Regions from separate parts of the Homo sapiens genome. Here all the other regions are linked to region 1. Evidence: chromatin loops called from intact Hi-C (ENCODE). Cell type or tissue: heart right ventricle. All regions are shown on one strand.

Region 1 (4,000 bases):
GCCGAGGCAGGCAGATCACCTGAGATTGGGAGTTCGATACCAGCCTGACCAACATGGAGAAACACCATCTCTACCAAAAATACAAAATTAGCTGGGCATGATGGCACATGCCTGTAATCCCAGCTACTAGGGAGGCTGAGGCAGGAGAATCGCTTGAACTCGGGAGGTGGAAGTTGCAGTGAGCCAAGATCACACCATTGCACTCCAGCCTGGGCAACAAGAGTGAAACTCCGTCTCAAAAAAAATAAAATAAAATAAAAAAATAAAAATCGTTTTTTTGTAGAGACGGGGTATCACTATGTTGCCCAGGCTGGTCTTGAACCCCTGGGCTCAAGGGACCCTCCTTCCTTGACCCCCCAAAGGGATTATAGGCATGAGCCACTGTGCCTAGCCTCAAGCTTATCTCTTCTCACTGCATAGGCCATCTACCTGGAATATTCTCTCCCCCTGCCTTGTCTTGAGTTCCTACTCATCTTTCAGGTCCCTATGTGACACTGCTTCCCTGGTGACCCTTCCTTGCTCTTCCAAGTCTGGGTTAGAAGCCCTTCACCTGCCCTAATAAAACCTTGTACTCCTACAATTGCTTGTTTGTTTGCTCTACCACTAGTCCATGGAGGACTATTTATTTTTAAAACAAAAAGTTAATATTTTATTTTTAAATGTATGATTTACAGGTGGTAATTATACGTATTTATGGGATGCAGCATGATGTTCCAATACATGTATACATTGTGTAATGATCAAATCATGGTAATTAGCATATCCATCACCTTAGACATTTATTGTTTGTTATCAGAACATTCAAAAACTGCTCTTCCAGGTATTTTGAAATATACAATGCATTATTATTAACTGTAATCCTCCTCCTATGCAGTAGAACTCCAGAGCTTATTCTTCCTCTCTATCTATAGCTTGGCACCTGTTGATCCATCTCTCATCACCCCCCTGCTCCTTTCCCTTCCCATTCTCTGGTAACCACTGTTCTATTCTCTACTTCTATGTGGATTCCACATGAGTGAGATCATGCAATATTTGTCTCTCTGTGCCTGGCTTATTTCACTCAACATAATGTCCCATGGAGAACTATTTCGGTCTGCTGGTCACTGCACTTTCAACACCTTGCTTATGGTAGGCACTCACCGAATTAAGTTTAGCCACCCTTCTTTCCTCTATACCAGAGATCAGCAAAACCACAGCTGGGGGGGTCCAGTCTGGCTCGCTGCATGTTTTTAGACAATCTCTCAGCTAGAATGGTTTTATATTTTAAAATGGTTGGGAGAAAATCCAAAGAAGAAAAATGTTTTGTGACACATGAAAATTATATGAAATTCAAATTTCGGTGTCCATAAATACAATTTTATTGGAACACAGCCGTCCTCATTTGTTTACACAGGGCCTATGGCTGCTTTCACGTTACAATGGCAGGGCTAAGTTGTTGCCACATCTGACCACCGAAGCTTAAAATGTTTTCCATCTGGCCTTTACCAGAGAAGGTTTGCTGACCCTCTCCTCTGTATCTACGGATGTCCCTTGTATACCACTGTGCTTGCACTACATCAAGACAGCGATTGTGGACTTGATACCATTTTACAACTTTTTGCTTTATTTTCAAGATTTCCTCGTGAATGCCAGAATGACACGATATTTGGTAGCAAAGCATGAGCTTCAAAGAGAGGTTTGCGTGGGTCTAGATCCTGGCTTTGCTAGTTCCTAGTTGTGTGACGTTGGGCAAATCACTTTTCCTATCTGTCTTAATTTCTTTGTCAGTAAAATAAAGATAATACCAGTAGGGCTGTTTTGTGAGTTGATGTGTTAATAAGTAGAATGCACTCTGAGCAGTATTCACGCATAGTGAACACTCTGAAATGCTAGCTATTCTCACTGCACACGATCGCTTCTAGGGGCTACCTGTACCGCCAGTGAACTGGAAACTCACCCCACTGCACTTTGCCTGACACCGAGTGGCCCAAGCTTTGGCGAGAGGCAGTGCTGCCACACAGTGGCTCTATATGGGGTGGCTTGGCACACTCTTCCTTTTTTTTTTTTAGGTGATTGCAAATCTATGGATGAGACCAAGGGAGAATTTTCACGCCATCATAGCATTTTATTCCTCACCTGACTGGGAGCAGCTCGAAGGGAAGGACATGTCTCCAAAGACATGAGGAGTATTCAACGTGGCATTCGAGGCGCAAGGAAAAACCTGCCTATCCCAAGATCTCAGCCCCATCAGCCAGCCAAGGGATCCACAATGACCCTTATGAAGTTTCATAAGGAAGCTAATTGCTTAAATGAGATTTGAGTCAAGAAGGATGACCTAGCAATAACCTCTATATATCTCATTATGCCGTAAGTAACCAATAGAGGTTCTAGAAAATGCCATCCAATAGAGGTTCTGGAAAAATGGGACAAGAGACAGGTTAGATTAGATGGAAGAAAAGGCCTTCCATCTAAGCAAGGCCTGGCATGTGGAATGCTAGTGGGGGCCCTCTGGACTGTGCTGGCAGGGCAGGTAAAGCAGCCAGGAGAGAATGTGAAAGTGGAAAGATGCCCCGGGGTGACGTGCCATCACTTAGATTTTATTTATTTATTTAGAGACGAAGTCTCCCTCTGTCACCCAGGCTGGAGTGCAGTGGCGCGATCTTGGCTCACTGCAACTTCTGCCTCCCAGGCTCAAGCGATTTTCTTGCCTCAGCCTCCCAAGTAGCTGGGACTACAGGTGTGTGCCACCATGCATAGCTAATTTTTGCACTTTTAGTAGAGACAGGGTTTCACCATGTTGGCCAGGCTGGTCTCGAACTTCTGACCTCAGGAGATCTGCCCAACTCAGCCTCCCAAAATGATGGGATTACAGGCGTGAGCCACTGCACCCAACCAGGTTATTTTCAGAATTAGAGATGAATCTTAAAAATCAAAATTTCCCCAGTGTCCCAGACACATTCAAAGCAAAATTACATAGAGGTTCGGCATCCCTAGTCTGAAAATCTGAGATCTGAAATGCTCCAAAATCCAAAACTTTTTGAGAGTTAATGTGGCACCATCAGTGGAAAATTCCACACCTGACTTCATGTGATGGGTCTCAGTCGAACAGCAGCCAAAACTTTGCTTCTTGGACACAATTATTTAAAATAGTGTATAAAATTATCTCCAGGCTATGTGCATAAGGTGTATATGAAATATAAATGAATTTCATGTTCAGACTTGGGTCCCATCCCCAAGACATCTCATTATGTATATGCAAATTTTCCAACCTAGAAAAAACTTGAAATTCAGAACACTTCTGGTCCCAAGCGTTTTGGATATGGGATACTCAACCTGTAGTTTCATTTTAATTATTTTGATGTAACTTAACTGAGCATCAAATTTTAAATTTTTTTTTTTTAATTAGAAAACTTAAATGGCTACATAAGAGGACAGTCCAGTGACAGACATGGAAAGAGGCTTAGAGGTCATCTCATTCATCACACCATTTTACAGAGGAAAGCAAAATGCCATCCAGAGAAGGAAAGTCACAAAGCCATCTAACCCCAGACCTGGGAGTAGCAGCTGATCACAGCGGGTCGGACACAAGAAGCTGCTTCCAAAAATCTTTCCTTCCATTTGTCCTACAGAGAAGACATCAGAAAACAAAATTTTATAAGCATGTCTCTAGCTCTAACTCACTATTCAACTAAAGGACAAATTAAATAGGGAATGAGATAACCTTAACTTCATGAGATTTGTTCTTATATGCAGTTTTCTACCCTGAGAAACCAATCTATGCTAAAGATAATATTTGTGCTTTTCAATGAGGCTGGTAAAATATTTGCACTTTGAAGCTCAGAGCGATAACATTTATTCATTCGGGTGAAACTTATCAGGATTAGGTAAATATAATCGAAGCAAAACAAAAATGATTTGGGAAACTTTGTGACCAAAACCAACAGGCGTATTCAGTACTCCTTTGAAGGTCACCTAATTCTAATAACATTTATATTTATAAATGTCCTCTAAGTCTTTTATC
Region 2 (4,000 bases), 110 kb before region 1:
GCATATCTCCATTCTTGCAAGGACTTTTTAGTGTTCTTAATGGAAGACATGACATAGGGACCAGCCTACATTCTGGCATATAAGAGAGAAATGTTTTATTCCCCGAGGTCCTTTTACTGAAGCAACAGACAGTGAATTCTGTCTTAAAGCATATCCTGTTTCTTGTTAATGACTTTATACTATATACAGAACTTTGTCCATGAGTAAGCCAAAAATGCTAGTGTTGAAACTCAGAAACAAGATGTATTCTCCATTCAGGTAGCTTATGTTTTAAAGGAAATTGGTGAATTACCCAGAAAGCTGTTTCACTATCTGTCTGGTTGAGCACAGTGGTGACTGTTAAGGTGTTATAAAAGATTCCTTCTTCAAAGAAACCTAATTCTTATTTTCCTAGACAGTATTATCTACAATTCTCTTTTTTACTAAAACATTTGTATATGATGAGTATCTGGTGCAAAGATCTGAGGTCATTTAAATTTATCATTGATCCTAACAATAAACTAATATAGAGGTGAGCATCAAGAAACAGCAAGACTAAAATTGGCCAAAGTGCCCAGATTGCTCTACCCAGCCATCCTGTTAGTGTATTTCACAGTGTCCAGTGGATATTTTAAGTATAATTACGTAGCCAGGTCCTGAAGCTATAAACGTGGTCCTGAAACGGTTAACATTACGAAGGCAAAAGTCTCTCACAAAAACAGGCTCCTCTTCCCAGCTGCAGTTTCCCTTCAGTCATGAGTAGCTCATGAATAGCTCAAAAATACCAGCTGGGTTGTATCGCAGTTTCACTCTGATTGAGGGTTCTTTCGCGATGCCTCAGTTCTAGGCATTCCACAGTAAGGGGGTAGGTATTAAGCTCAAACTTGTTAGCAAACAGGCTTGGTGAATTAACCAGCCACTTTAAGTCTCCGTTTCCATAGATACAAATACCATGTACATAGTGGCCTGCAAAAGAAAGAACAAGAAACAGAGTCAAAACATGCTTGCTTTCAAAAGGGTGATGAACTTACAGAATACTAGAGGTACTCTCCGACTAACTACAACTGTGCCAATGGTACAGGATTCAAATGAAATATGATTGTGCAGTCTCAGCCCACAAAGAACTGGAACTCTATTTAGAAGAACAAGAGGTACAAATATGTTATTTGAAAAAAATGAGAGTTAAATCATACAAGGCATAAAGTAACAGGTGTTAATATTTTAATTATGTTAATTATTGTGTATATCAAAATTAATATGAAAATTGTGTTAGTAACATAATAGGTGTTACAAGGTCATTCATGTACAGTAATCCCCCCTTATCTGCAGTTTTGCTTTCTGAGGTTTCAGCTACCCGAAGTCAACCACGATCCAAAAATATTAAGATATTTTGAGAAAGAAAGAGAGCATATATCTTTTATTACACATAACTTTTTTATTCACAGAACTTTTATTCACATAACTTTTATTACAGCATATTGTTATAATTGTTCTATTTTATAATTAGTTATTATTGTTAACCTCTTACTATGCCTACTTCAAAAATTAAACTTTATCATAGATATGCATGTACAGGGAAAAACAAAGTATATTTAGAGTTCGGTACTGTCTGTGGTTTCAGGCATCCACTGGGGGTCTTGAAATGTATCCCCCCGTGGATAAGGGGGGCCTACGGTATTACTAAATGAGAGTTACAGATGAGAAGTCCTACAGTGGTACAGGTGGGAGAGATCTTTATGGGTTGCGTTGAGTAAGTCTTTTTCCTGAGCTCTGGTCTATCCAAGTGCCTACTTTGCACCTCTGCCTAGATGTGTGATAAACCTCAGTGATGTAACACGTCAATATTGAAATTTTTTTTTTTTTTAACCTCAATAGCTTTTGGGGTGGGGACTTCCTGCTGGGAGAGGGGGTTTTGTTGGGAATAGGTTAGAAACAAGAATGGTAGGAAGTTGCAACCATTTTCCAGAGATTCTTCTGGGCACACAGGACAATTGCTGGTTGACTGACTTCACAGACTGAAGGGTTGGGCCTTGTGTCTCACAAGTATGGACAGTCCTTAAAGATTTTTGAAGAGAAGAATCAAGTGATGAAACTCATTTTAGCAAGATTAATTTTGAAGTGTTTTGCAAGGTACATTAGAAACCAAGAGGCTGCAGTAATAACACAAACTGGAGAGCTTGTTCAAAGTTAATGTCTGTGATGAGTGGGAAAGGGAGGATGTTGAAGACACTAGTACAGAAGGACAGATAGAACATGGTGATTAATTCAGTGGGCTGGGAAGAAGCATAATAGAGAGTAGAAGTCATTGGGGAAAGAAGCCAGAATTGTAGGAAGTGAAAGAATGACCAGGCGGCGAGAACCAAAAACACAGGCCTTAAGCACACGCTTAAAGAAATGGAAGTGAACAAGGAAAGAATATTTCGGCCTGGAGAAAGCAGAAGGTTCATAGACAACTCGATGTCTTCAAGATAGGGGCAATGAGTACAGGCTTTCAGAGAAAAGGAAAAGAGGCAGCAGAAAGGGAGAGGCTGAGAATGCAAAAGAGCAAGGGTCTGAGAGAGGGGGCCCACAGATAGCTGAGACCATAGCTGGCGGCTTTTGTTGGGAGGATGGGTGACTTGTCCTCTTGAAACAGGAGGGAACAATGAAAGAAGGTGTCCACACAGCTCTAAGATGGTGGGGCAGGATGACCTGACAAGGGACTAGATGATGAATTTTGATCACATATCTTGAATGTTCTTTTTCAAGTTGAAATGGTCGCTTTTGAGAATAGAAAGGCTGTTTTAGCATAACCTTGTGATATGGTTTGGCTGTGTCCCCACCCAAATCTCATCTTGAATTGCAGCTCCCATAATTCCCATGTGTTGTGGGAGGGATGCAGTGGGAGATAGTTGAATCGTGGGGGGCAGTTTCCCCCATGATTGTTCTTGTGGTAGTGAGTAAGTCTCACAAGATCTGATGGTTTTATAAGGGGTTTCCTCTTTTGCTTGGCTCTCATTCTTGGCTCTCATTCTGTTTTTCCTGCCACCATGTAAGATGTGCCTTTTGCCCTCTGCCAGGATTGTGAGGCCTCCCCAGTCACGTGGAACTGTGAGTCCATTAAACTTCTTTTTCTTTATAAATTACCCAGTCTTGGGTATGTCTTTATCAGCAGTGTGAAAACGGACTAATACACCTTGGGAGCTTAAAGGTGAGCAGGAAAGCTGAAAAGGTGTCCCTTAGGAAGGGCACTAGGAAAATAATGAGGTAAACAAAAGGATAAGTAGGTAGCCAGGAGGCCTAGCTGAAGGTAGATGACAGGACCCAATGGTGGGTTTGTCTTAAGAGAGTTCCGCAACACTCCCCACCAATACTCTGCCTAGGGAAGTACAAACGGCAAAAAAGGCAGATGGTGGTAATGATTAGGGTTAGGAATCAGCCTTGTAGGGTCAAAATGGCAAAAGGACCAAAAATGTTGGTGAGGACATCTTGTAGTGGCTTACAATACACGGGTCAGACGGGGAGTCCTCAGAAGGAAGCTCATAGAAGGAAAAAGCTTGAAATGTTGAACCTCTGGAAATCCCAATTCAAACCAAAAACAACATGGTTTAGGTGTGGACACACAACAGTGAACAAACTGGTCAAAAATCCTAGCTGTCTTGGAGCTTCTGCTCTGGGAAGAAAGACAGTAAAATAAGTAGGATGTGAGTAGGTGAAGGAAACTAGTAGAGGTGACAAAGACACTGTAATCAGAGATGGGCACTCCAAGTTGAAGATCATTCTAAGTGCTAAGAGGGCTGATGAAGGTAGTACAGGCCGGGTGCGGTGGCTCATGCCTGTAATCCCAGCACTTTGGGAGGCCGACGCAGGTGGATCATAAGGTCAGGAGTTTGAGACCAGTCTGGCCAACATGGTGAAACCCCGTCTCTACTAAAAATACAAAAATTAGCTGGGTGTGGTGGTGGGTGCCTGTAATCTCAGCTACTCAGGAGGCTGAGGCATGAGAATCACTTGAACCCGGGAGACGGAGGTTCCAGTGAGC
Region 3 (4,000 bases), 100 kb before region 1:
TCTGTGTACAGTGCTTTGCAATGCCTGGCATACATAACCACTAAATACATGGTTGAAAATATAATCCCTTTAATAAAATCATGGGGATAATGTTTCTGTGGAAAAGACCGCTTTTTTTACTATAATCTAAAGCAGTTTTCTCAACCTCAGCATTATCGACATTTGGACCAGGTAATTCTTTGTCGTGGGGGCTGACCTATGTCGTTTAGGATGTTTAGCAGTGTTCCCAGTCTCTTCCCACTAGATGCCAGTAGCAGGTCCCCAACCACAGATGTGACAGACCAAAATCTCTCCAGACATTGCCAAATGTCCCCTCAGGTGCAAAATCACCCCTGGTTAAGAATGATTGATCTAAAGTTAAAACAAAAACAAAGGCCGGGCGCGGTGGCTCACGCCTGTAATCTCAGCACTCTGGGAGGCTGAGAGGAGTGGATTACCTGAGGTCAGGAGTTCAAGACCAGCCTGGCCAACATGGTGAAAGCCTGTCTCTACTAAAAATACAAAAATTAGCCGGGCGTGGTGGCACACACCTGTAATCCCAGCTCCTTGGGAGGCTGAGGCAGGAGAATTGCTCCAACCCAGGAGGCAGAGGTTGCAGTGAGCCGAGATTGCACCACTGCACTTCAGCCTGGGCAACAGAGTGAGGCTCTGAATCAAAAAAACAAGCAAACAAAAAAAAAACCCCACAAAAACACCAGAATATGAAATTGTATACTATTAATAAACCATGCACAAATATTTGCATGTGAAATGTGAGTGGAGGAAATACCAGTGTTTTCCTTACTTATAAAACTTTCTTTAATGTTGTATTGCTTTTATATTTTTTACAAAAGTTTATTGATATACATCTAAGCTTTATTTGCTTCATTAATTTAGTAATTGTGCTTGTGACTAATTCTAATAATTCAATTAACTTTAACAACAAAAAAAATGGAAAATTACCAAATGGCAGGGAATTGTAGTGTTAAATAACTTGTAGCCTCTTATTCTGATTGCTAATTTGGGTCATTTTTGGAAATTCAAAGTACATAGGCCGGGCATGGTGGCTCACGCCTGTAATCCCAGCACTTTGGGAGGCCGAGGCGGGCAGACCACGAGATCAAGAGATCGAGACCATCCTGGCCAACATGGTGAAACCCCGTCTCTACTAAAAATACAAAAATTAGCCGGGCGTGGTGGCGCACACCTGTAGTCCCAGCTACTTGGGAGCCTGAGGCAGGAGAATTGCTTGAATCCGGGAGGCGGAGGTTTCAGTGAGCTGAGATCGCGTCACTGCACTCCAGCCTGCCAATAGAGCGAGACTCCGTCTCAAAAAAAAAAAAAAAGAAAGAAAGAAATTAAAAGTATATATTTGTTTCCACCCAGTACTGGTTCAATTGATCAATTGAACCAGTTCAAGTGATCAATTGATCACTTAGGATTTTTTTTTTTTTTCAAATAGACATGGCTCTCCTCTCACTATGTTGCCCAGGCTGTCAAACTCCTGGACTCAAGCAATCCTCCCACCTTGGCCTCCCAAAGTGCTGGGATTACAGGCATGAGCCATCACATTTGGCCTATTTAGGATTTTTAACACGAGAAACTTACTAAAAGAGACCCTGTTTTGTTTGATGTGGATGTTTCTAGTTTTGTAGTCCCTGAGACAGTGGTATAGCATTCTTAATATGACATCTCTGCACTCATCTCGCATAACTGCCAACAAATTCACTCCTTAGTTTAAAAGGAAAAGATGAAATGAAGAAAGGAGGAAAACCCCTGAATTTTAGAATTGAATGGATTTCAAAAATTTCCTAATGCCTCCCCCTCGTTACCAAGCTATGTGAACTACAGCCTAGAAAATTTAAGTGAATTTTCTAGGCTCTAGTTTAGGAGTGCAGATGTGCTAAAGAACTTGTTGATTTTGTTTCCAGATAATTTACTCACTTATTCAAATACTTTCTTGCATGCCTCCAACATTCCAGAGTAGATGGTGGAGGTAAAGCCATGAATGGGATATTCTTGGGGTTTTCAGCTTAATGTATCTAGAGAATTTATATTTATTAATATCTTCAGTAGCAGCCTAAATGCCTTCAAGCCAGAGTCATTCTTGGACAGTCTTCTGGTGAAGACTAGGCAATGTCAGTAAAAAGTTGAGAAACATAGGCAATCCTTGGCTCAGAGCAGTTCAGATTTCATTACAATGCTGACATGGTCCATTGGCCGCCTGCCTATGCATCTCTGCTGTTTATAATTTTTAGCTCTTGTCAAACACTCTTCTAATTATAGCAGATTTTCCTGAGGTGGTGAAGGCCTTCAGCTTCCATATTCCCAGACATGTAGCCTGAGAATGTTCCCTTCTTTGCTCCACTAAACCCTGCCATACTTCAAAATCTTTCACCTTCACGATTAACCTAATGCACTAGTTATTCCCTTCCAGCTACGACTGTTGAAATTTTGCACAGTACAGGAGTCGCCAATGGATTTCCAATCTACCAGCAGTTCTCCAAGCTGGTTGATAATAGCATTGCTCAAACACATACCTTTTGCTTTCCTTTGATGCCACAGTCCTCACTCAGGTGCTCAACATCTCTCATCAAGAAGACTGTAATTGCCTGCCAGTGGGTCTCTCTGTCTGCAGTATTTCCACCAGATGCAGTCAATACCACCAGATGGCTCTTCCTATAATCAGCACTGATCCTGTCACCCTTCTATTTGAATGGTTGACCCTGTGTCTGATTTTTCAAGCCAGCTTGAGATGCCCCACCACCACTCACCCTCCAACAAACAAGCAAACTCAGACTTGGTCTCATCCTAGACCTCTTCTGCCGCCTCTTACCACCCTTACCAGAATTCCAACTCCTCACTTCATTTCTCATTTTACATTTCTACATTTGTTCCCCTGGACCCAGCTTCATGCTTATCTCCTCCCTCAAGAGCTAGATTCTGAACTGTCATTTCTTTCCTTTGCTTCATACTGTCACTAACCAAGCAGACTGCCCCAGCCAGCTCCTCAGAATTATAACCCTGGCCAGACCCATCACTTCAGTTCTATAGATCACATTCCGGCCAGGAAGATCCCAAAATGCTGACCACAACACATAAGAGCTTTTACAATCTTGCCCTCTGCTATGGTTTGAATGTGTCCCCCAAAATTCATGTGTTGGAAACTTGATCCCCAGTGCAACAGTTTTGAGAGGTGGGACCTTAAGAACTGACCAGGTCATGAGGGCTCTGACATCATGAATGGACTAATGTCATTATTTTGAGTATGGGTTCATAATTGCAGGATTGGGCTCATTATCACAGGAGTGGATTTATTGTAAAAGCAAGCTTGACCCTCTCTTGGTTCTCACTCTTATGTGCTCTCTTGCCCTTCCACTTTATGCCATGAGATGATGCAGCATGAACGCCTTCACCAGATGCCACTGCTGTGCTCTTGAGCTTCCCAGCCTCCAGAATCAGGAGCCAGATAAACCTCTTTTCTTATAAATTACCCAGTCTCAGGGATTCTGTTACACAGCAGAAAATAAACTAAGACACCTCCAGACTACAAACAGCAGACTGGGAGCCCATAAACCACATTTGATTGGTAGGCCTGTTTGGTTTGACCCCTGCAGTAGGGTGGAATTGAGCCAACATGGAAAAACCAGATTTTCTATGGAAGTCTGAATTCCTATTGTCCCTTGACAACAATTCACCGGGGTTTTAGGCATCCAGGAGCTCTCTGGCCACCCTGGCCCCAACGTGTTTCATTCACCTACATTGTCTGGCCCTGTTGACATGTAGTTTGCAACACTGGGTTCCAGGCCTCATCTTTCAACAATGTCCACACACACCCAAATGTCCTGCCACACATCTGGGAATTCCTGAATTGGTCTTCCATTTTCACACAGCTCTTTGCACCTTGGCTTATGCAAATGTCTAACATAAGAAAACATGCTCAACCTTGTTAGGAACTAAGTTACTAAAGTTAAAACCCTAAGGTAGCCTCTCTTTTTGTGTTTGTTTATTAGAGACAATG
Region 4 (4,000 bases), 74 kb before region 1:
GACAGTTCAGGTCAGCCTGGAGTCTGGAAATGCCTGCATAAACCACAGACTCTGTCTTTGAAGCAATGAAAGCATTTTGGAAGCAACTCAGTAACTGCCTCACAGATTCCTTATACTCAGCTGGGGCTTTCTCATCCACGTGAACACAGTAGACATTTTGGGGCATATAGATAGCCCTAAAGAGCCTTTCAAAGGTGTCAAAGTCCTTATGGATGACCATGACATAGGCCAAAGGGAATGCAGCCTCTTCTTCCGACAGGGGACTTGTGATGTAGTGATTCTGGGTCAGGTAATCCTTGCAAGGGACACTTCGCAAAGGTGATGGTAATATATTTTCCCACAAAAAGACTGGCATTTTCTCTAAGGCGTGATTACAGGCAGTTTTCCTAAAATACCTTTCACTGGAACTGTTCAGCTTCTCATAACTTTTTGGCGGGCTCAATTGGCTACTGTAAAATCTCACAAAAATGACCACGCTGAGCAGAGTGAAAGCAAAAAAGCAGTACCTCCAAAAGTTCATTATTTTCACTTCCCTGGGGAAACAATCTCTTCTTTTCAGGGAATGAGAAATGATCGGTGTGAGAGGTTGAATTTGCTTCTCTTGCCAGTCTTGAATTTCGACAGCTTCTCCGGAGGGCTGCTTGCTTTCCTGAATCCTTTAATCCTCCTGTATCCTCTGCTTCGGTGTCTCGTCCATCCTTTTTGGATGTGCCTGGAGATGCGGTGCGTCCCTCTCTCACTTTGGTCTGCAGTTCCCCAGGGTTGAATCCCTGCTGTTTGCAAAGGCTCAGCTAAGCCCAGCCCAGTCCAGCCTCTAGGAAGCCTCCTCATTTACATATGAAATGCAAATTACGTTCTGGAATGCAATGATGGGTCCTTTTCACTGGAGCCGAGTTTCTCTTGCTTCACCCTCACCGCCTTTCCCTTCCATCAATCTATTCTGATCTGATCTCCCTTCTCACGCTTTCTCCAAGCCTTCTAGAATCAGAGGCTCTGTTTTTTCTGGCTAGCCCCACAACCTGCTGGCAGTCCTTAGGAGCCACAGCATTTAAGGATATCGGCTCCTCTGGTTTCTTTCTCTTCCTGTTCTCTGCCACCTCTTTTCATTTTAGTGTTATCTGTACCTCTGGGCACATACAGACACAGATAATGAAAAATGAATGTGTGCCAGGCATGGTGGCACGCACGTGTAGTCTCAGCTACTCAGGAGGTTGAGGCGGGAGGATTGCTTGAGCCAAGGAGATCAAGGCTGCAGTGAGCTATGATGGCAGCACTGCACTCCAGCCTGGGCGACAGTGAGACCCTGTCTCTTCAAACACTTACTTTAAAAAATACATTTGTAACATGACTAAGTAGAAGATTATCAGTGGCAGAAAAATATAACAAGGTAGATTAATTTAGATTCTAATGATGTGTCAGAATATAGCGCGCACACACACACACACACACACACACACACACACACACACACACACACTGACTATGGGAAGAGGGAACAAAGAATTACACCCTTGGGGGCACAGGCAGGACACAAGGGTGGAAGGAACCTAGGACTGACATTTTACATGAAAGAGTCAGTGTTGATATCATATGATGAAGTAAATGTGGGGAAAAGAAAGAGAGATCAGATTGTTACTGTGTCTATGTAGAAAACAGAAGACATAAGAAACTCCATTTTGTTCTGCTTTGAGATGCTGTTAATCTGTAACTTTTGTCCCAACCTTGTGCTCACAAAAACATGTGCTGTATTGAATCAAGGTTTAATGGATCTAGGGCTGTGCAGGATGTGCCTTGGTAAAAATGTGTTTGCAGGCAGTATGCTTTGTAAAAGTCATCGCCATTCTCCATTCTCTATTAACTAGAGACACAATGCACTGCGGAAGGCCGCAGGAACCCCTGCCCAAGAAAGCCTGGGTATTGTCCAGGTTTCCCCCCACTGAGACAACCTGAGATACGGCCTCGTGGGAAGGGAAAGACCTTACAGCCCCCCAGCCCGACATCCGTAAAGGGTCTGTGCTGAGGAGGATTAGTGAAAGAAGAAGGCCTCAATGCGGTTGAGATAAGAGGAAGGCGTCTGTCTCCCGCACGTCCCTGGGAATGGAATGACAAATGTAAAACCAACCATACATTCTACTCTAAGAGAAAATCGCCTTATGGATACAGGTGAGACATCATGGCAGCAATACTACTCTTTACTGCACTGAGATGTTTATGTAAAGTTAAATATAAATCTAGCCTACGTGTACATTTAGGCCCAGCACTTTTCCTTAAACTTATTTATGACACAGATTCCTTTACTCACATGTTTTTCTGCTGACCCTCTCCCCACCTTCACCCTATAGCCCCACCACATTCCCCTCGCCAAGATAGGAAAAATAGTGATCAATAAATACTGAGAGAACTCAGAGACTCAGAGTAAGTGAGCACCGGTGTTGGTCCTCACTTACTAAGCGCCGGTCCCCCAGGGCCCACTTTTCTTCCTCTGTACTTTGTCTCTGTGTCTTATTTCTTTTCTCAGTCTCTCATCTCCACCTTGCAAGAAATACCCACAGGAGTGGAGAGGCAGGCTCCCTTCATCAAACACACCTAAGTTTGCATGCCAGAGAGAAATGTGATAGTGTTCCCAGAGAGCAAAAGTTGGGTCCCATTTCACAAAGAGAGCTTCAGATAACTTGAGCTGTTGACACAGTATTATCTACAATATGTGGAGTGACTACCTACTGGCTCTCTTTAAAAGCCTGACAACCTCAGATTTGAGGTCATTTCAAAGAACTTAAAGGATTCTCATTCTCCTTCCCACCCAACCCCCTCTCCAACTTCCTTTTCTGAAGAAAGAACAAAACCACCAGGGCTGCTGCAGAATTCCTGGAAGTATCAGCCAGTGTAATTCAGGGGAACCAGGAAAAGCACAGGTCTGGTCGCATTACAGAGGGTTCTCAGAGTTCACCTGCTTGCAGTGCTGCAAGCGATCTCGCAGCCAATGTGAAGTGCACTGGGGATTGATGCGGACGGTAAGGACACTTCCAAGGGAGAAATTAACTGGTCAACTAAAGGATCAACTGTGGCAGCCACACGAGGCATGTTAAGAGTGGGCCCTGCTCCCATCTCACTCCTGTAGTCACCTAGCAATCGTACCTGCCGGGGCTTGTGCCAGTTGGAACAGCTGCTCCTGTTAGGAAAACATTTGATTCACAATGCAGCCATTTCCCTGCCCCCTCTCTGCTCCACTCCACCCCTTAACTTCCTACAGTGAACTGTAGGAATGAATGGCAACAGTGCCGTGGATGCGATGGATATTGATTTGGATATTAATTTGGTGAGCTGCTAGAGAGTTGGCGGGGATCTTTGAGATCACCCATCACAACCCCGTTATTTTTACAGATGAGCACATTGAGGCCTTTAAAAATATTCTCCCCAATGTCATTCAGCTGGATAGAAACCAGAGCCTTAATTCCACAGCTCCCTGGTCCAGGTGCTGAAGCCAGTCTGTTTGGCTAAATCCCAGCTGCTCACAGTGCCTGGGTAAAGTTACTTAACCTCTTTACACAACCAGGTCCTCCCACTGTGAAAAGATAAAGAACAGTGGCTCTTATTTCAAATGGTTGTCAAGACTAAATGAGATACCTCTTGTTGAGGGTTTGGCAAGAATCCGGGCACCTGGTAGATGTTCCATAAGCATTAGCTATGATTGTTGTTGTTGTTGTTTCTCTTTTGGAAAATATCCAACACTTCTGACCCTCATAATGAACTGATATTTTGATTTCTGTTCTTAGTAATGGAAAAAAAAAGCATTTACCTTAAGGTTTTCAAATGCTTTATTCCCGGAGGTTAAATTCCACTCTTTTCTTCCCCATCACTGCCTCCCCTTTAGCCCATGGGAAAAAAAATATATATATTTATATAAATATATAAATATTTTATATATAGTTTATATATATTTAAATATATATGATATATATTATACATGATATATAATATATGATGTATAATATAATATATG
Region 5 (4,000 bases), 280 kb before region 1:
TTCCCTCTCATGCAAGCAGTCAGGTGACTGATCTAGATAAAACTCAAACAGTGATCATTTTTCATAATATTTTTATATTTTCTTCCCATAAATGTCTTCTCTTTGCTGGTATACCGATGAAATAAACTTCAACAGTATGTGTTTGTTGTCCCCTCTTTAGATTTTTTTTTTATTACTAGTAGGTATATTGTTGTACTCAGGCTGAGAGTAACCCGGAATTTTACATACAGCTCTGGTTAATCATTTCAAATAATCTATATGGAAGATTTTCTTAATTCACTTTTTAATGTCTTTGAGTGTACTCTAAACCATTATTGGTGTGTAGTATTTTAGCTTGAAGTAATCACATTAATTTAGCCAATGTCTATAAATTACATTTTATTTTCACTAACAAATCTTTAAATAAATAGAACAGCTGTTTTGCTTAGATGTTATAATAACAAGTGAGCTTTCTATTTTTTCCTACTAGTACTTTTTTTTTTTTTTTTTTGAGGTGGAGTCTCGCTGTGTTGCCTAGGTTGAAGTGCAGTGGCACAATCTTGGCTCACTACAATCTCCTCCTCCCAGGTTCAAGCGATTCTCATGCCTCACCCTCCCGTATAACTGGGGTTACAGGCATCCACCAACACGCCTGGCTAATTTTTGTATTTTTAGTAGAGACTGGGTTTCACCATGTTGGTCGGGCTGGTCTTGAACTCCTGACCGCAAGTGATCCTCCCACCTCATCCTCCCAAAGTGCTAGGATTATAGGCGTGAGCCACCATGCCCAGCCACTTTTAATTTTTTAATGCAATTTATTTCTCAAATCATTTTTTTCTGGTTATCTTTTAAAAGAGGCACTGTATAGGGAATGATGGCTGCTTTCTAAATCTTTGAAGCTCATGTGGGCTAATGATAAATGCCTCGCACAGGGCCAACCATAGTTTATGTGCAATACATTTAGGTGGAACTGTTTTCCATTTGTTGTTTTCTCTGTGTTTTTATAGGCATTGAAACACCCATATTTTCAAGTTGGTCAGGTATTAGGCCCTTCGTCAAATCATCTGGAATCAAAACAGTCTTTAAATAAGCAGCTGCAACCATTAGAATCAAAGCCATCTTTAGTTGAGGTAGAGCCTAAGCCTCTGCCGGATATAATCGATCAGGTTGTTGGACAACCCCAGCCAAAAACTAGCCAGCAGCCACTGCAGCCCATTCAGCCGCCACAGAACCTGAGCGTCCAGCAACCTCCAAAGCAACAGAGTCAGGAGAAACCGCCACAAACGCTATTCCCGAGCATCGTCAAAAACATGCCAACTGTGAGTAGCCAGTCATGACACTTGCAATGAAATAGTTTGACTCGTGCAATTAAGATTTTTTTCGAGGCATTTCTAATAATGTTGGAAAAGATATAAAAGATTTTTCTTTGTTAAAGACCCTGAGTCCTCTGGTTGGAGCTTGACATGAGATCACTTAAAATTCTAATATGGTTTATAAAAAGAAAAACTTTCAGGATAAAAGTAACCAAGTTTACATGCTACAGTCTTCAGTCTTTTTTCTTTTTCTTTTTTTGAGACGGAGGTTCGCTTTTGTTGCCTAGGCTGGAGTGCAGTGGCACGACCTTAGCTCACTGCAATCTCTGACTCCTGGGTTCAAGCGATTCTCCTGCCTCAGCCTCCCAAGTAGCTGGGATTACAGACGCCCACCACCACGCCTGGATATTTTTTTGTATTTTTAGTAGAGATGGGGTTTCACCATGTTGTCCAGGCTGGTCTTGAGTTCCTGACTGCAAGTGATACACCCGCCTTGGCCTCCCAAAGTTCTGGGATTACAGGCATGAGCCACTGCACCTGGGCTTTTCTTTTTTATTTCTTGAGACGGAGTTTCACTCTATTTGCCCAGGCTGGAGTGCAATGGCACGATCTTGGCTCACTGCAACCTCCACCTCCCAGGTTCAAGCAGTTCTCTTGCCTCAGCTTCCTGAGTGGCTGGGATTATAGGCACCCACCACCACACCCAGCTAATTTTTGTATTTTTAGTGGAGACCATGTTGGCCAGGCTGGTCTCGAACTCCTGACCTCAGATGATCCACCCATCTCGGCCTCCCAAAGTGCTGGGATTACAGGCGTGAGCCACCAAGCCCGGCCTAAAATTCTTTCAATGCAGAAGAATTCAAAGAAAGAATTTAAAAGAATCGGGTACTCCAGAGTACTGATCCTAAATCTTAAGAATTTTTAACAGTACTTTCATTTTACAGTGTTCTTAAATGCTAAGGAACATGGAGAGAATGGGTTTTTATTTATTATTATTATTATTATTATTTTGAGACAGAGTTTTGCTCTTGTTGCCCAGGCTGGAGTGCAATGGTGTGATCTCAGCTCACCACAACCTCCACCTCCCAGGTTCAAGCAATCCTCCTGCCTCAGCCTCCTGAGTAGCTCGGATTACAGGCATGTGCCACCATGCCCAGCTAATTTTGTATTTTTAGTAGAGATGGGGTTTCTCCATGTTGGTCCGGCTGGTCTTGAACTCCTGACCTCAGGTGATCCACCCTCCTTGGCCTCCCAAAGTGCTTGGATTACAGGCCTGAGCCACCGCACCTGGCCAGAATAGGTTTTTAAAGTGTCAGGCATAGTATAAAACTTTTTCTTCCATCTTTTGTTCAGCTCCAGGAGCTCTTCAGTTGCTGTAGTATTTTAGCTGTCCCACTGGGTATACACTCCCAAATGTGTTTGCATTATGGCATTTTAGGATGGAAATCGGTCTTATACAGCACTGTATCTATTTCCTTCCAGTCCCCAACTGCCCCACCAACCTAGATAAGCAAGGCCTCCTCGTCCCCCAATAGCACTAATCACATTCTAACATACTGTTAATTACTTCTTATGTTTATTGTTTATTTGTCTCTTCCTCTGGAATGCAGCAAGCTCAGTGAGGTCAGGAATGTTTGTGTGTTTATCAGTACAGCCTCAGCACCCCGACCAGTGCCTGCCACATGGTAGATTCTCAGTAGATATTTGTTCAGTGAATGAAGGAATGAATAATTGCCCACATGACTTGTAAACCACCTCTGGGGTCCTGGGGAGTCCACTTTTATCTTTGGAACAGTTCTGAATATTAGAAAGTTCTTCCTTAATACTGGGTAAAATCTGGTTTTCTAGCTTTTAATGAAGGCTAATCACTTTTCTAGAAAGGCAGCCTTTTAGATATTTGAAAATAGCCCTTATATTATCTGCCCTTTTCTCTAGAGAAACTTCTCCAATTCCCTTAAGGGCTCTGCATATAACACCATTCACCAATGACTGATAACTCTCAGTTCCTATTATGAATGTGTCTTTAAGTCCCCTCTCATCTTGCTTTCCACTTAGAATGAGGTTGCCAGAGCTAGAGGCAGACAGCAGGCAGGGAATATAGAGCAGGGCGAATCACCTCCGACATTCTAAACCATATGTGCACTCGTGCCACCAACGATGACAGTCCTCCCCATGACCCCTTGGAAGATGCATCAATTGTTGACTCATATTGTGAGGGAAGGAAAGGAAGTTAATATTTATTGAGTAGCTTCCAAGTGCCATGCATATGCGAGGGACGCTGTGTGCATTCTCTAAGTTAAAGAGAATAACCTAGCCCCCAGCCCCGCCACACACACATTTTTATATAGGTGAGTTCCAGAGCTGGGATTAAGTACTGTGTTAACTAAAATTTCTAAGTATACCTGTTTTTTCACAAATGCTTCTCCTAAATTGCATATTCTGTACCTCTGACTTGTGTATTTCATCTCTAGGATTCAAAAAGTTGCAAGATCTCTTACCTCTTCAATTTCTAATTATTTTTGAATCTGTATTTTTTCTTCTCAGTTTACCCATTCTGCCCAGCTTGTTGCCAGCTGTGTATTTGTTTAGTTGTCTGTTTTGCTCCTGAATCTTCATGATGAATAGAACGACCGTGAGATCTTGGGCAGGCTACTAGAACCTTTCTCTAGATTGACGTTGATCCATTTGTCAGTACTGTTGGTCAAGTT
Region 6 (4,000 bases), 290 kb before region 1:
ACTCTATATGTTAAGGCCACTTTTCCCAGGGACAAGTGAGGTCGATGAAATCTTTAAAATTTGCCAAGTTTTAGGGACTCCCAAAAAAGTAAGTACTCTTGTCCCTAAGTTGCTATAACTTTTGATTATTTCTATCTTGCTACTTTGCTTTTAATTTTATAATTTTGATTATTTACAACTTTTGCCTAGATATCTGATATTTTCATTTTGAAATAGGCTCATACTTTAATGATTAATTTTCTTATAATTCTTTTTTTTTTTTTGAGATGGAGTCTTGCTCTGTTGCCCAGGTTGGAGTGCAGTGGCTCAATCTCAGCTCACTGCAACCTCCACCTCCCAGGTTTAAGCAATTCTCATGCCTCAGCCTCCCAAGTAGCTGGGATTACAGGTGTGCACCACCACGCCTGGTCAATTTTTCTATTGTTAGTAGAGAGGAGATTTCACCATGTTGGCCAGGCTGGTCTTGAACTCTTGAGCTCAAGCGATCTGCGATCTGCCCACCTCAGCCTCCCAAAGTGCTGGGATTACTTGGTGTGAGCCACCACGCCCGGCTGTAATCCTTATTTTTTTAATCGGAGTGGGTTAAGGATTGCAAGAAGCCAGAATCCCACCAGCTGAAGAAAAACAGGTGCTTGCCTTTCCTTAAGAACTTCAGGAAAAATTCTGTGTGTTTAGAGTGTAACTTGGGGGTGATGCCCAGCTGACACTGTACAGACAGCCTTGCTTGAGCTCTTTCCTGCTCATTCTGTGGCTGGCCATTGGCATCACCTGTTAACCCCTGGTGTCTTGAACCTTGTTTTTTCTTAACCGTTTCTTGTTTCCTTTTTTATATCTCCCCTGTGGATATTTGACTTCTTGAACTGAGTGCTTTTCAATTAACTATATTTCATCTACACCTTTCTTTCTGAAATGTGCTTTATAAGTGTGTATATAATGACATCCTAATTAAATTAGTAAGTGCCTTGTAGTTAACATTACACAAGTAAATGTAGATATTAAAGCTTTAATGTAATTGTCATTTCCCAGATATGTGCATTTTTAACATTGTATGCAATGGGTAATATACACGACAAGGATCTTTGTTCACAGTCAGCCTCTTTGTAAAGCACTTTTCCTTATTTGTTCAGAGTTAACCCAGGTATCATCACAGCAACATCACCATCAGGATCTAAAACCAGACAAGAGCTTAATATTGCAAAATTTATAAAGGCGGGCATGGTGGCTCATGCCTGTAGTCCCAGCACTTTGGGAAGCCCAGGCAGGAGGATCACTTGAGCCCAGGAGTTCAAGACCAGCCTGGGCAACATAGTGAAACCCCGTCTCCACAAAAAAAAATTAGCCAGGTGTGATGGTGCGCACCTGTAGTCCCAGCTACTCAGGAGTCTGAGGTAGGAGGATCTTTTGAGCCCGGGAGGGTGAGGCTGTAGTGAGCCATGATTGCTCCACTGCACTCCAACCTGGATAACAGAGCCAGATCCTGTCTCAAAAAAAACACAAAAAAACAAACAAAAAAAAGCTATAAAAGTGCTTTTCGCATTGTTTCCTAACTCTCAGCTTAATGTTCTTTCTATACTGTCGTAGCACTAAATTATAGACGTGGTCTGGTATTTCATTTTCATGTTTATATGGATCAACATGAAAATGTTCAAACATAAATGATGTTTATATTACTGCTGTGTTTTTTAAATGGATTACTAAAAACAATTTGTTTTGCCCTCCCCACCTGCACTTATATATTCCTGAAACAGAGTGACTGGCCAGAAGGATACCAGCTGGCATCCTCTATGAACTTCCGTTTTCCCCAGTGTGTTCCTATAAACTTAAAAACTCTTATTCCCAATGCCAGTAATGAAGCTATTCAGCTCATGACCGAAATGTTGAATTGGGATCCAAAGAAACGACCGACAGCAAGCCAGGTAAGAGGAGTCTTCCTGTTAGACCTTTAAAAATGTTTAGGTTTTGTAATATCAGGGATGTTTTCATTTACAAAGGCAGGTCTATTCTCAACCAGGATTTTACTAAGAGAATTAAACACAAAGTCCTAGGCATCCAGCGTATGTAATAAATTAATTTCTAGGCATATAATATCATTGGGAGAAATGCAGAAATAGCCACACCAATGATTTTCTGAGTTTTGTGGTTCAAATGAAGAACCCTGAGGTTGCAACAAGGAATCAATCTGCAATGATAAAAATTCAGACCTGCGACAGACTAGTTATGAAGGAATCTGTCATGGAAGCAAAAAGGCATCTCATGAATCATTCCACATAGTAGACTTTCCTATGCTGCCTTTACAGTTTAGGGGTGGGATTCTGGTTCACTTTATACAACAGTATCATCCCTTGCTGGGACTGGAGTGTGCAGCCTCTGGCTGCCACAAGAGGGCAGCATTGTGGCACCCAGGCTTTGTTCCTTTGTGACTACACCTGACATATCTACAGATGTATTCCAAGTCTAGGGCCTTTAAACCCAGTGTTTTTGTCTGCAAGGCTTCAATAAAAAGGCAATAATAAACTTTATTGTATTCTCATCATTTAAATATAAATTCCATGTGAAAATTACAAAAATTTATTTTGCTTTTTTTAAAATTAATCTTGAGAAAATGTTTTCTAAATGTCATCTGGAAGAACAAATGGGAAAGGATAGTCAAGATATGTTAAAACAAGAATAAGGAATTAGAGAGCGGTGATAGGGATGGACAGCTTGCCCCATCAGATATTAAAGTAATCTTTAAATTGATGATGGTAACAGTGGAAGTACTGGCATAAGAATTGACAAATAGCTGAATGTTGCAGAACATATGAGTCAGCACAAGGTAAACAAACGTGGCATCACAAAGAGGGGAGGACGGCTCAGTGGGTGATACTGGGAAAATTCATTAGCTCTTAGGGAAAAAAATAAATTGAGGTCCTTACTGCTCACCATACTTTACAACTCACAGAAGGGTTACATTTTGTTGTTGTTGTTGAGATGGAGTTTCACTCTTGTTGCCCAGGCTGGAGTGCAATGGCATGATCTCGGCTCACCGCAACCTCTGCCTCCTGGGTTCAAGTGATTCTCCCACCCTCAGCCTCCCGAGTAGCTGAGATTACAGGCATGAGCCACCACGCCTGGCTAATTTTGTATTTTTAGTAGAGACAGGGTTTCTCCATGTTGGTGAGGCTGGTCTCGACCTCCCAACCTCAGGTGATCTGCCCTCCTTGGCCTCCCAAAGTGCTGGGATTACAGGTGTGAGCCACCGCGCCCGACCAGGATTACATTTTCAAAGTGTAAAAAAAAAAGCACCCTAAACTGTTAGAAACAAAAGGAAAGCATACATGTGTATTTGATCTCAAGGTGAAAAAACACGGGTATAAAAATAATAGAAGAAACCACAAAAGGAAGATTCAAACAATTTGATTACATAAAAAGTAAAATTTTTCTCTATGTAAAAATCTTAAAATGGAAAGATAAGACAGAGAAAATTATTTTTAATTCTTAATATAATACTCCTACAGAAACACAAGAAAAATACTGAAATGTGTATGTGTATTTTCTTTTTTTTTTGAGATGGAGTTTCTGTTGCCCAGGCTGGAGTGTAGTGGCATGATCTCCACTCACTGCAACCTCCGCCTCCTGGGTTCAGGCGATTCTCCTGCCTCAGCCTCCCGAGTTGCTGGGATTGCAGGTGCCCGCCACCACGCTTGGCTTATTTTTGTATTTTTGTAGAGACCAGAGGGGTTTTTTTGTTTAGTTTTTTTTTGTTTTTGTTTTTGTTTTTGAAACGGAGTCTCGCTCCATCGCCCAGGCTGGAGTGCAGTAGCGTGATCTCGGTTCACTACACCCTCCGCCTCCCAGATACAAGCAATTCTTCTGTCTCAGCCTCCCTAGTAGCTGGGACTACAGGTGCCTGCCACCACACCTGGCTAATTTTTGTATTTTTAGTAGAGATGGGGTTTCACCTTGTTGGTCAGGCTGATCTTGAACTCCTGACCTTAGGTGATCCACCCACCTCGGCCTC

Evidence for each region. Hi-C counts contacts between places; a loop is a spot of excess contacts. Peaks named below come from ENCODE experiments on the same cell type or tissue, not always from the same donor. Only the 100,000 strongest peaks of a DNase experiment are listed, where the experiment ranks them.
Region 2: a loop joins it to region 1, with 2.2 times the contacts of the local background. A loop is called at or near these places in 22 of 110 quality-filtered maps.
Region 3: a loop joins it to region 1, with 4 times the contacts of the local background. A loop is called at or near these places in 20 of 110 quality-filtered maps.
Region 4: it touches region 1 in a loop (9-fold over the local background); 16 of 110 quality-filtered maps call a loop at or near these places.
Region 5: it touches region 1 in a loop (4-fold over the local background); 46 of 110 quality-filtered maps call a loop at or near these places.
Region 6: it touches region 1 in a loop (3-fold over the local background); 46 of 110 quality-filtered maps call a loop at or near these places.

Annotation. Positions count from the first base shown.
Region 1 is chr6:10,508,689-10,512,688 of GRCh38, reverse strand. LOC101928146 (a long non-coding RNA gene) reads left to right here. Exons shown (of 3, transcript XR_001743961.2): 2 at 2,049-2,346; 3 at 3,386-4,000. Among named protein-coding and RNA genes, the nearest start is that of GCNT2, 11 kb to the left of the region's middle. In heart right ventricle, CTCF peaks have their summits at 1,800 and 2,001; a DNase peak (open chromatin) is centred at 1,958; H3K4me3 peaks cover 845 bases; H3K27ac peaks cover 2,224 bases.
Region 2 is chr6:10,623,362-10,627,361 of GRCh38, reverse strand. It overlaps GCNT2 (glucosaminyl (N-acetyl) transferase 2 (I blood group)), which reads right to left. Exons shown (of 5, transcript NM_145649.5): 5 at 1-945. The coding sequence ends at 755. Among named protein-coding and RNA genes, the nearest start is that of C6orf52, 69 kb to the left of the region's middle. In heart right ventricle, no CTCF peak of the experiment used is centred here; no DNase peak of the experiment used is centred here; H3K27ac peaks cover 358 bases.
Region 3 is chr6:10,608,660-10,612,659 of GRCh38, reverse strand. The region is part of intron 3 of GCNT2 (glucosaminyl (N-acetyl) transferase 2 (I blood group)); the gene reads right to left. Among named protein-coding and RNA genes, the nearest start is that of C6orf52, 84 kb to the left of the region's middle. In heart right ventricle, no CTCF peak of the experiment used is centred here; a DNase peak (open chromatin) is centred at 2,210; H3K27ac peaks cover 4,000 bases.
Region 4 is chr6:10,582,510-10,586,509 of GRCh38, reverse strand. The region is part of intron 3 of GCNT2 (glucosaminyl (N-acetyl) transferase 2 (I blood group)); the gene reads right to left. Among named protein-coding and RNA genes, the nearest start is that of GCNT2, 63 kb to the right of the region's middle. RefSeq lists enhancers at 1-916, 2,865-3,838. In heart right ventricle, no CTCF peak of the experiment used is centred here; no DNase peak of the experiment used is centred here; H3K4me3 peaks cover 1,237 bases; H3K27ac peaks cover 3,686 bases.
Region 5 is chr6:10,793,296-10,797,295 of GRCh38, reverse strand. MAK (male germ cell associated kinase) reads left to right here. Exons shown (of 15, transcript NM_001242957.3): 9 at 987-1,298. Among named protein-coding and RNA genes, the nearest start is that of MAK, 43 kb to the left of the region's middle. In heart right ventricle, no CTCF peak of the experiment used is centred here; no DNase peak of the experiment used is centred here.
Region 6 is chr6:10,799,808-10,803,807 of GRCh38, reverse strand. It overlaps MAK (male germ cell associated kinase), which reads left to right. Exons shown (of 15, transcript NM_001242957.3): 7 at 1-88; 8 at 1,749-1,916. Among named protein-coding and RNA genes, the nearest start is that of MAK, 37 kb to the left of the region's middle. In heart right ventricle, a CTCF peak has its summit at 2,376 (motif pointing right); a DNase peak (open chromatin) is centred at 2,377.